2 separate regions of the Homo sapiens genome follow, and region 1 is linked to region 2. A link is a contact called in ENCODE Hi-C or POLR2A ChIA-PET data. All regions are on one chromosome and are shown on one strand. The core of a region is the stretch at or near the end of the contact, and the rest is flanking DNA. Distances in the headings are between cores, read along the strand shown.

Evidence for each region. Hi-C counts contacts between places; a loop is a spot of excess contacts on that map. ChIA-PET counts read pairs that join two places held with the same protein, here RNA polymerase II (POLR2A). Pooled maps may share reads with other maps.
Region 1: a loop to region 2 is called in a map of naive thymus-derived CD4-positive, alpha-beta T cell, with 6 times the contacts of the local background. The contact joins two enhancer-like sites. A Hi-C loop is called at or near these places in 4 of 168 maps with a recorded cell type or tissue (CD4-positive, alpha-beta memory T cell, CD8-positive, alpha-beta T cell and naive thymus-derived CD4-positive, alpha-beta T cell), 7 of 37 single-sample maps with no recorded cell type and 12 of 50 pooled maps. POLR2A ChIA-PET finds 5 or more read pairs at or near these places in 14 of 52 experiments (B cell, CD4-positive, alpha-beta T cell, CD4-positive, alpha-beta memory T cell and 9 more).

Annotation. Positions count from the first base shown.
Region 1 is chr12:47,358,513-47,362,867 of GRCh38, forward strand. All of the region lies in intron 1 of LINC02416 (long intergenic non-protein coding RNA 2416), which reads left to right. Among named protein-coding and RNA genes, the nearest start is that of MIR4494, 3.6 kb to the right of the region's middle. RefSeq lists a silencer at 3,070-3,119. Within about 2 kb of position 2,364, at least 8 of the 41 ENCODE cell types and tissues checked have a DNase peak (open chromatin) inside an H3K27ac peak, as active enhancers do; they include B cell and CD8-positive, alpha-beta T cell, where a contact is called at or near this core.
Region 2 is chr12:47,190,676-47,195,301 of GRCh38, forward strand. All of the region lies in intron 2 of PCED1B (PC-esterase domain containing 1B), which reads left to right. Among named protein-coding and RNA genes, the nearest start is that of MIR4698, 5.2 kb to the left of the region's middle. Within about 2 kb of position 2,601, at least 4 of the 41 ENCODE cell types and tissues checked have a DNase peak (open chromatin) inside an H3K27ac peak, as active enhancers do; they include B cell and CD8-positive, alpha-beta T cell, where a contact is called at or near this core.

The DNA.
Region 1 (4,355 bases), core at 1,114-3,613, 170 kb after region 2:
CTACTAAAAATACACACAAAAAAAAATTAGCTGGGTGTAGTGGCGGGCGCCTGTAGTCCCAGCTACTTGGGAGGCTGAGGCGGGAGAACAGCGTGAACCCAGGAGGTGGAGCTTGCAGTGAACTGAGATTGCGCCACTGCACTCCAGCCTGGGTGACAGAGTGACACTCCGTCTCAAAAAAAAAAAAAGACTTGATCACAATTTCTTGGGAAGTGAAAAATAGGGAGAAGGAATGAAAAGTTGTCAATTGCAGCACTTTTTGGCTCTCTAATCTATGCACCTATATAAATTTGATTTAAAAGTTTAAAACTTTTTTCAAAACATGGAATGATGATATAAAATGAAGACAGAAAGTATACAGCAACACTGTCCAAAAGAAGTTTCTTCAATGATGGAAATTACATCCAATATGATAGCCCCTTGAAATGTGACTAGTGTGAGTGGGGAATTAAATTTAGAGGTTTATTAAATTTAAATCAATTTACATTTAAATAGCCACGTATGGCTAGTGGCTGTTATATTAGACAGTGCATCTATATACAATGGCCTGCTCCTATCTAGAATCAACTTTCCTTTTATAATTGAGCCTTCTTTCTTCTTCTAGTTTTTGTTTGTTTGTTTGTTTGTTTCTAAGCATTATTTATTTATTTATTTATTTATTTTACTTTCTCAATTTTTATTTTAGGCTCTGTGGTAGTTGTGTAGGTTTGTTACACAGGTAAATTGCATGTCACTGGGATTTGGTGTACAAATGATTTTGTCACCCAGGTAGTTAGCACAGTACATGACAGGTTGGTTTTTTACCTTCACCCTCTTCCCATCCTCCCCACTCAGTTAGGTCCCAGCGTCTATTGTTCTTTTCTTTGTGTCCATGTGTACATAATGTTTTGCTCCCACTTATAAGTAAGAACGTGTGGTATTTGGTTTTCTGTTCCTGCATTAATTTGCTTAGGATAGTGACCTCCAGCTGCATCCCTGTTGCTGCAAAAGACATGATCTCATTCTTTTTTATGGCTGCATAGTATTCCATGGTGTATATGTATGACATTTTCTTTGTACAGTCCATCATTGATGGGCACCTAGGTTGATTCCATGTCTTTGCTATTGTGAATAGTGCTGCAGTGAACATATGGGTGCATATGTCTTTTCGGTAGAAAAATTTATATTCCTTTTGGATATATACCCAACAATGGGACTGCTGGATCGAATGGTAGTTCTGAGTTCTTTGAGAAACCTCCAATCTGTTTTCTACAGTGGCTGAACTAATTTACATTCCTACCAGCAGCATATAGGCATTACCTTTTCTCTGCAATCACACCGGCATCTGTTATTTTTTGATTTTTTAATAGTAGCCATTCTGACTGGTGTGAAATGGTACGTCATTGTGGTTTTGATTTCATTTCTCTAATGATCAGTGATGTTGAGCATTTTTCGTGCACTTATTGGCTATGTGTATGCTTTCTTTTGAGACATGCAACTGACCCTTCTTTCTCTCCTGTGTAATCTTTTTGTCTGTTCTATGAATCCTTCCTACCAGCATGCTAAAATGTTATTTACCTTTTTTTTTAAAGTGCTGTTGCTTTGACCCCCATCCCTCTGTGACTATCCACCCCATTTTCTGTTCCTTTATAGCAAAACTCCTCAAAAGACTTCTGTATACCTCAGCTGTCCTACACAGCAGCCACTAGCCACATATGGCTATATGCATTTAAATTAATTGAAATTAAATAAAATGTAAAATTCAGTTCCTCAATTTCACTGGCCATGTTCCAATCACTCAATAGTTATGTGTGGCTCTCGGCTTTGCCTTGAGGAGAGACAGGTACAGAATATTTCTATCATCTCAGGAAGTTCTATTGGGCTTTGATAGAACTTTAAGCACTGATAGGAACAGGAGGGAGGGCCAAGTAAATGGGTACCTTGCTGGCAGTTTGGTAGATTTGGTGCTGGAAGGATAATAAAATTATCTCCTAGTTATTCTTTTTTTCTCAGTGGAATAAAAAATAAGTTCATCAGCTGAGAGTAAGGAAAGAGAAGGGACGCTCTAAGTAGGAGAATGAGAAGGTAGAAAACCTTTCCAGAGAGCAGGAGAGTGAATTGATAAAGGAAATAAAGAGTAAATATTCCTCCTCCTCCTTAACCTGAGTATGAAATTAAGGACAATAGGAATCATTATGTTTTCTTTTCATATTATTGCTGCTGTTCTCAGTGTTGTTATTAAAGAGGTCATCCTTAACACTGGGCATTCTAGATGGAGATGGAGGCATGAGCCAATTTTTCAGCTACTCCTTTTCCCCTGTAATTACTTTGAAATCAGGGATTACTGAGAAATCTCACTGTCGTGCTGTGACCACAACGTACACAGCAGGAAGGAAGGGGAGGTTCCTTCCTGGAGATGTTTTGCAGTGATAAGATACGGGCACTTCCTCAGTCAAGGGTCTTTTGATTTTAAGAAAGAGAAACCAACCCAAACAAACTTAAACAAGAAAAGGAGATGGACTGTAATGATACATGGGTGCCTCCTGGAACTTATAGGAGTACAGCTGGTCCTTATAGGAGCTTGACCCTGGGGGAGCCAGGAGACTAGAAAGCTCTCAGGAACAGGCAGAATCATGTTTCAAATCTCTGTGTCCCTCTCCCTCTTCCCTGCCCCACTGCCTGCACCTTGCCCCCATAAATATGGTTTCTCATGTCTTCTCCACAAGAAGTATTCTTTTCTCTTCTCTACAGAAAAGACCAGTTTTCTCTACAGCATTCTCAGCACACTTGATAGGTAAAAGATGGCCACTCCCATAAAGTCCTCCGTTCTTATTACCTCAGAACAAGCAAACTTCTCAAAGAAACAAGAACATCTCAGTCTCAGTTACAAAGTTCTGAGAGAATCTGATTAGTCAAACTTAGGACAACTGCCCAATGTGGGTTCAAACAACTCTGCTCGGGGACACGGCCACAGGTACAAACTTGACTTCCAGGGCCCATTCCCCCAGGGTGTAGGGCAGTTCTCAGAGCTCATTGGCTCCACCCTCTGGGAAGTCCTTTCTGTTCTATTATCTGCCTTGGTCATACTTGAAGTATTGAGCTACACAGCTTTCCACGTCCTGCCCTGAATTAGGGTGGTGCCTCAGGCTTTTTAGACCAGGCTTACAGTTTCTTTGTACTACTGAACGACTACCTCAAAAACCAGGAGGCCCCATCTATCTGCTTCCAGACATTTCCATGAGCAAATAACCATATTTAGAATTGTGTTTGAGGGACTTCTTTTATTTCTGCTTCATTCTTGTGCTTTCTTGTCCTCAAAACATCCTCCCTCTGCCTCTCCCCCGCACCTTCGTGGCCAGGACCTCGATTTAAGTAATTTTAATCCTCTAAAGTTTTAACAAGTTGTAAAAGTTGATCTAACCTTTGCCCTGAGGCATTTAATCAACTGATACACACACAAGTATGTATGTATGTATCTATGTGTGTGTGTGTGTATACATATACATATATATATATTTTTTTTCTTTTTTCCTAGCACTTTTTACTCAAAGCCTTTAAACTCTTCAGATTCTGAATCTAAAAGCAGTTGGTTTTTTCAAATTTATAAGACTCCAAATTTTTGGATTATCTTTATTCCCTTTTATTATTCATTATAAACTGGTCATTTCTTTCTGGAGTTGCTTCTCTCTCTCTCTCTCTTCCCTCCCAGTACTTTGCCAAACACAACCAGAAGCAACCACATATATAATAGCAGCAGTACAATAGGTGAATGGTCTTGCAAGGTAATCACAAGCAAAACCTTTACCAAATGTGTTGCCTTCTTCCCAGCATCTGATATCAGTTTCCTCTCTGTCATCAGCTGACTGCTAAGCCAGTATTTTAATTTTTTTTCAACAGCTTACCACTACTGGCCTCAGCATTTTTTTTTTTTCCAGTCAGGATAAGTTTTTTCACATTGCAGTAGCAACTTTCGCCTGGAATCTCAGTGGCCTTAATACAATAAAGCTGTGGGTCTGATGTGAGTCAGGTGAGTTCCCTGGGCAACTGCCCTGTGTGATGAAGTGGCTCAGTTATTGAAAAGATTTCTGTCGCTGGTTCTGTCATCTCAAGTCATGGGCTCCGAAATTGACCAACAAAGGAAAAGATCACAGGGAAAATTCACACCTGCTTTTCTAAGCTTTGATCCTGAAGTGAGACATATCACTGCTACTCAAAGTCCATTGACCAGGATTGGTTTTACCACTCCACCTAACTAGACAGGACCGGAAGTTATCTCTTCCATCGTCCTCAGCATGTTGAGAGAGCAGAGCTGTAAGATCAAAACAGCCTGGACAGTGGGGCCCCTAAAGTGAGGACCCCTGTCCTGGAGAGTGGCC
Region 2 (4,626 bases), core at 1,351-3,850:
TGCTCTCTGCATGTTATCTCATACTGTTGCAGATTTAGGTTGAGTACCTGATGCCAGTAAGCCAAACACTGACACATCAGTGCTTAGGAGCACAGAAAGGTTATTCAAATTGGCTACAGCATGAGGGTGCGAGAGGCACCTCTCAAACCCCACCTGTCTTTGAACATAACTGGGGGGCTTTTACGAGTAAGGTAGATATGTGGGAGGTGAGATTCTCTGATGATGAAAGCTGCTTGTGTCCCTCAGCCAATCGAACTTCTGGATGCCATCAAGGAGGTCTCCATGACCTAAGGATCATTGTTCTTTAAAAGAAAAACCAGTTCATTAATCTTGCAGACAGCCCCTGGGGGTCAGGATATGAAGTTAATCACTTATTAATGACTACCCTCTAACGAAATGACTATGTGCAAGCAAACATGCATGGAGGAAGACAAGGACAAAGAAAGAGGAAGAAGTAAAATGAACATCTTACGATTTTTATAATATAGGCTTGGTGACATCACCTTCCCAACAGACACACAGGGCTACTATGAGTATGCCCATTTACAAATGAGGTTGAATTGAAGCAGTTTTTACAAAGGGACACCACTGACCCTAAAGCCCTGAGCTGTCTGTTTCCAGACTTTTTTCACTCCTTTATCTTCTGCCAGCTTTACGACTCCATACATTTAATTCCTCAGAGACCACTATTTTTGTTTAAAATCTCTAAGTTTCTTCCTAATTCTATACCCCAGTGTCAGCATTCAGCAGTTCTATAAGATCTCAAAAGATTATTTCTCCCAAATCCTCACCTTGACCCTCCCCAGGCAAACGTTCACATGTTCACAACCCAATGCATTCACTTTACTCTCATCCTAGGCAAATTGGGGGAAGTCATGTTTCCATTGCAATCCGGAAGAAGAAATACCGCAGGCCTGCCTCTCTCCACCCAGGACTTGGGCATAGTCATCATCCAGCCTTTGCCCTAAAGCAGAGGTTTTCAGCCCAGGTTGCAAAATAGATTGCCCTGGGAACCTTCATAAAGCTGGACACCTGGGCTGCTCACCCTGAGGAATTGAGGCAGAATCGCTGAGGGTGCGGCCTGGACACAAAAGTTTTGGGGTTTTTTTGGTTTTTTTGTTTTGTTGTGTTGTGCTTTTTTTTTTAAGGACCTGGTGATTCTGATGAGAACCACTTGCCTGCCTTTCTCTTTGCCAATCTGAGTCCATTACCATTTTCTTGAGCTAACTCAGACATCATTTTCTTTAGATACTCTATAGGAGCACCTAACATGGCGCTTGCCACAGAAATGATTGACTGTTTTCTCTCTGTACATCCTCATTAACTCCAACTCAATAGAACACCAATTTAATTTGCCTCCTTTGTATAAATGTATTCAATCCACCCCGTATCACTGTAGAATATCTATACATTGTTCTAGAATTACTGTTTTCTTATTTTATGTGGATCTGGCTTGCTTTAACTATTTCAAAAATGGAGGCTACGCTTTTTTTTTTTGTTTTTTTTTTTTTGCCTCTTTCCATAGTGCCAGCAAAGAGCTTCTAAATCACGACAAACAGTAAATGCATGTTGATTATAAGTAAAACCTATTTTTGCTTTCACTTTCCTTTGATATGAAAGTCAATTAAATAGGCTGCAGAGAACAGGGAGTTTAGAAGGCTGAAATAAGAAAAATATGTAGCCTGGAAAAAAAATGGAGATGACCAGTAAGCAAAGTGAAATTGTATATACTGCAGACTGATCGGCTCTATCCAAATGGGTGCTCCTTTTGGATATGAGCTCATTCAAATGGTAAATGATTTCATTCAAAACTTTCCTTTGGGAAAAGTCACTTGGAGAGTCCACTTTACATAAAAGAATCCAATTTAATCTTCAGTGGAAAAAGTGGAATTGGACGAGGGCAGAGCTCTCCTTTCATTTTAGAGAATAAAAGTGGCAGCCTGGATCCTGGTCCAGTCTCTGGTACTAACTAGCTGTGACTTTGATACATCATTGAGTCCATCAGAGCTGACTGACTCCCAGGGCTCTCCATAGCAATAATGGTAATAAAAATAGCAAACATTCATGGAGTTCTTGCTGTGTAACAGGCACTGTGCTGAGGATTTTTCATGCATTATTTCATTTAACCATCATTCCTTGAGACAAGTACTATCATTAACCCCAACTGAGGAAACTAAGGCTCGGAGAGATTAATTTGTCTAAGATCACAAAGAAAATGTATTTTGGTGAAACTATTCATTCAAGCCTAGCTCCAATGTCCATTCTTCTTTCCTCACGTCTACATGAGACCTTCCTTATCCCCATATTTGCAAGCAGAGTACATTATTCTGGGCTTACTGAATGCTTTATGCACACAGATATTTTAGCGCTTCTCCCATTGTATTTTGCTAATTGTTTTTGCATGTCTCTCCTAGCTGACTGCAAAAAATGAATTCAAGAGCTGTATTCTATTTGTCTTATTACTCTCATCACTTACTGTAGGGCTTAACAATTAATAGACTCTCATATGTACCAAAATATGAACTCTCAAATTTGTTGTATCCTCAGAGAGGTTGAGTAACTGACTCAGGTTCACACAGGAAGTACAAAGTGAGACCGGATTTTGCATTCCGGCATCTGACCGTCCCCACTTCCTATGAGCATCACTGTCCACTCAGAGTTGTTCAAGCCAATGCAGAAACCAGGGAACCATTCTTTATAATAATTCCCTGCTCACAATTCCTGAATTCCTGCCCCCTTCCCCCTTTCCACTCCAGTCATTGTTTCAGCCCATCACCTTCTCCCCAACCCTCAATCACCATGGTAATTCAGATTACTGCCTTCACTCGCCTGGATTACAATAGTTAGGGTGTAGGATTTTGGCTGACCCCCAAAACAAAAGATTAAAAATTATGGATGACTTTTATAAACTACAAGCAAGTCTTACAATTTCCCTCAGAGACAAAGATATACTTCTGCCCACTCAGCCCTGAGTAGCTTCAATCATGGTTCTCTAGTAAGTTAGAATTATATTTTCTCCCCGTGACATAAATTTCAGTATAAGGATCAGCAACATTGCTCCAGTCCTATAAATCATATGAGGCAACCAAATAGTCTCCAAGATTCTAGCTCATTTGCTGTTCATCTGTTTTAAGATTGCATTTCACCAGTTTATTTCAGGGTGTCTGCCATTTTGGCCCCAGTTTTGATAACTGCAGATTGTTGTTATTTTAAAGCCATTTCATTGCTCAGTCTTGCTGGGGCTGGGGCCCTGCCTTGCTCTTGCCCTCACTAAGCTGCATTCTGGTTTCCTGCCTACCTCCCTTGGCTTTGAATAAATACCACATGCTCTTGCTGTGCTTTTGCTGTGCTCTGCCACCTGCAGGGCCCTTGGTCATACTGTGTTGAGACCTCCTTGCAGGAGTGGCCGCTTGCCCTTTGCAGCCAGCATTTTTCAGATAACTTCCCTCCATGCTCCTGAAACACATCTGTCTCCCCACTGCCTGCCTCCTCTCAGGAATAGGTCTTTTTTTATTTTGAGATGGAGTCTCACTCTGTCGCCCAGGCTGGAGTGCAGTGGCACGATCTCAGCTCACTGCAACCTCCACCTGCTGGGTTCAAGTGATTCTCCTGCCTCAGCCTCCTGAATAGCTGGGATTACAGGCGCGCAGCACCACGCCCAGCTAATTTTTGTATTTTTAATAGAGATGGGCTTTCACCATGTTGGTCAGGCTGGTCTCGAACTCCTGACCTCGTGATCCACCTGCCTAGGCCTTCCAAAGTGCTGGGATTACAGGCGTGAGCCACCGCACCTTGCTGGGATGGGTCTCTTTACAGGTACTGGAACTAATTTAGAACCACAAATGTCCCTTTGATAGCTACTTATTGCAAACACAAGAGAAATTTCCTTAGTGTAAAGAAAATCAATCATTTTTGGCAAACTACTTAGACTTTCAACAGTGAAGCTTCTTAGAATATTGAGGTCTCCTGCTCTTCTGGGAACTGTGGGACAAAGTACTCCAGTTAATATCCTCAGATGACCTGCCAACAAGAAAGGTCATACCGGTCGGAGTTCCATGTGCTATTTAAAGAACAGACCTTAGATGGCAGAAGCAGCAATATGTGGCCAGGGTTTTAATGAGGAAGAGAAAGGTGCCGTGTGGCTAAATTCGAGAGTAAATGGCATTGTTGTGTTCAGAAACAGCACTGGCCACTTATCCTGTTTCATAATTCCTCTTCTTTAAAGTTATTATCTTCATTTTGAGTATTGTGAATTATTTATTAGTATTATATATTTAACTTGTTAAATGAAGAAATGTGTTCTTGTATGAGAGGGGGGAAGAAAAGCCTGTTTTAGTCTTTTGGAATTCATCTTTAGAAATATTTCTAAAAGTAGGCCGGGCGCGGTGGCTCACGCCTATAATCCCAGCATTTGGGAGGCGGAGGCGGGTGGATCATGAGGTCAGGAGTTCGAGACCAGCCTGACCAACAAGGCGAAATTCCGTCTCTTCTAAAAATACAAAAATCAGCCGAGCATGGTGGTACACACCTGTAGTCCCAGCTACTCGGGAAGCTGAGACAGGAGAATCACTTAAACCCAAAAGGCGGAGGTTGCAGTGAGCCGAGATCATGCCACTGCACTCCAGC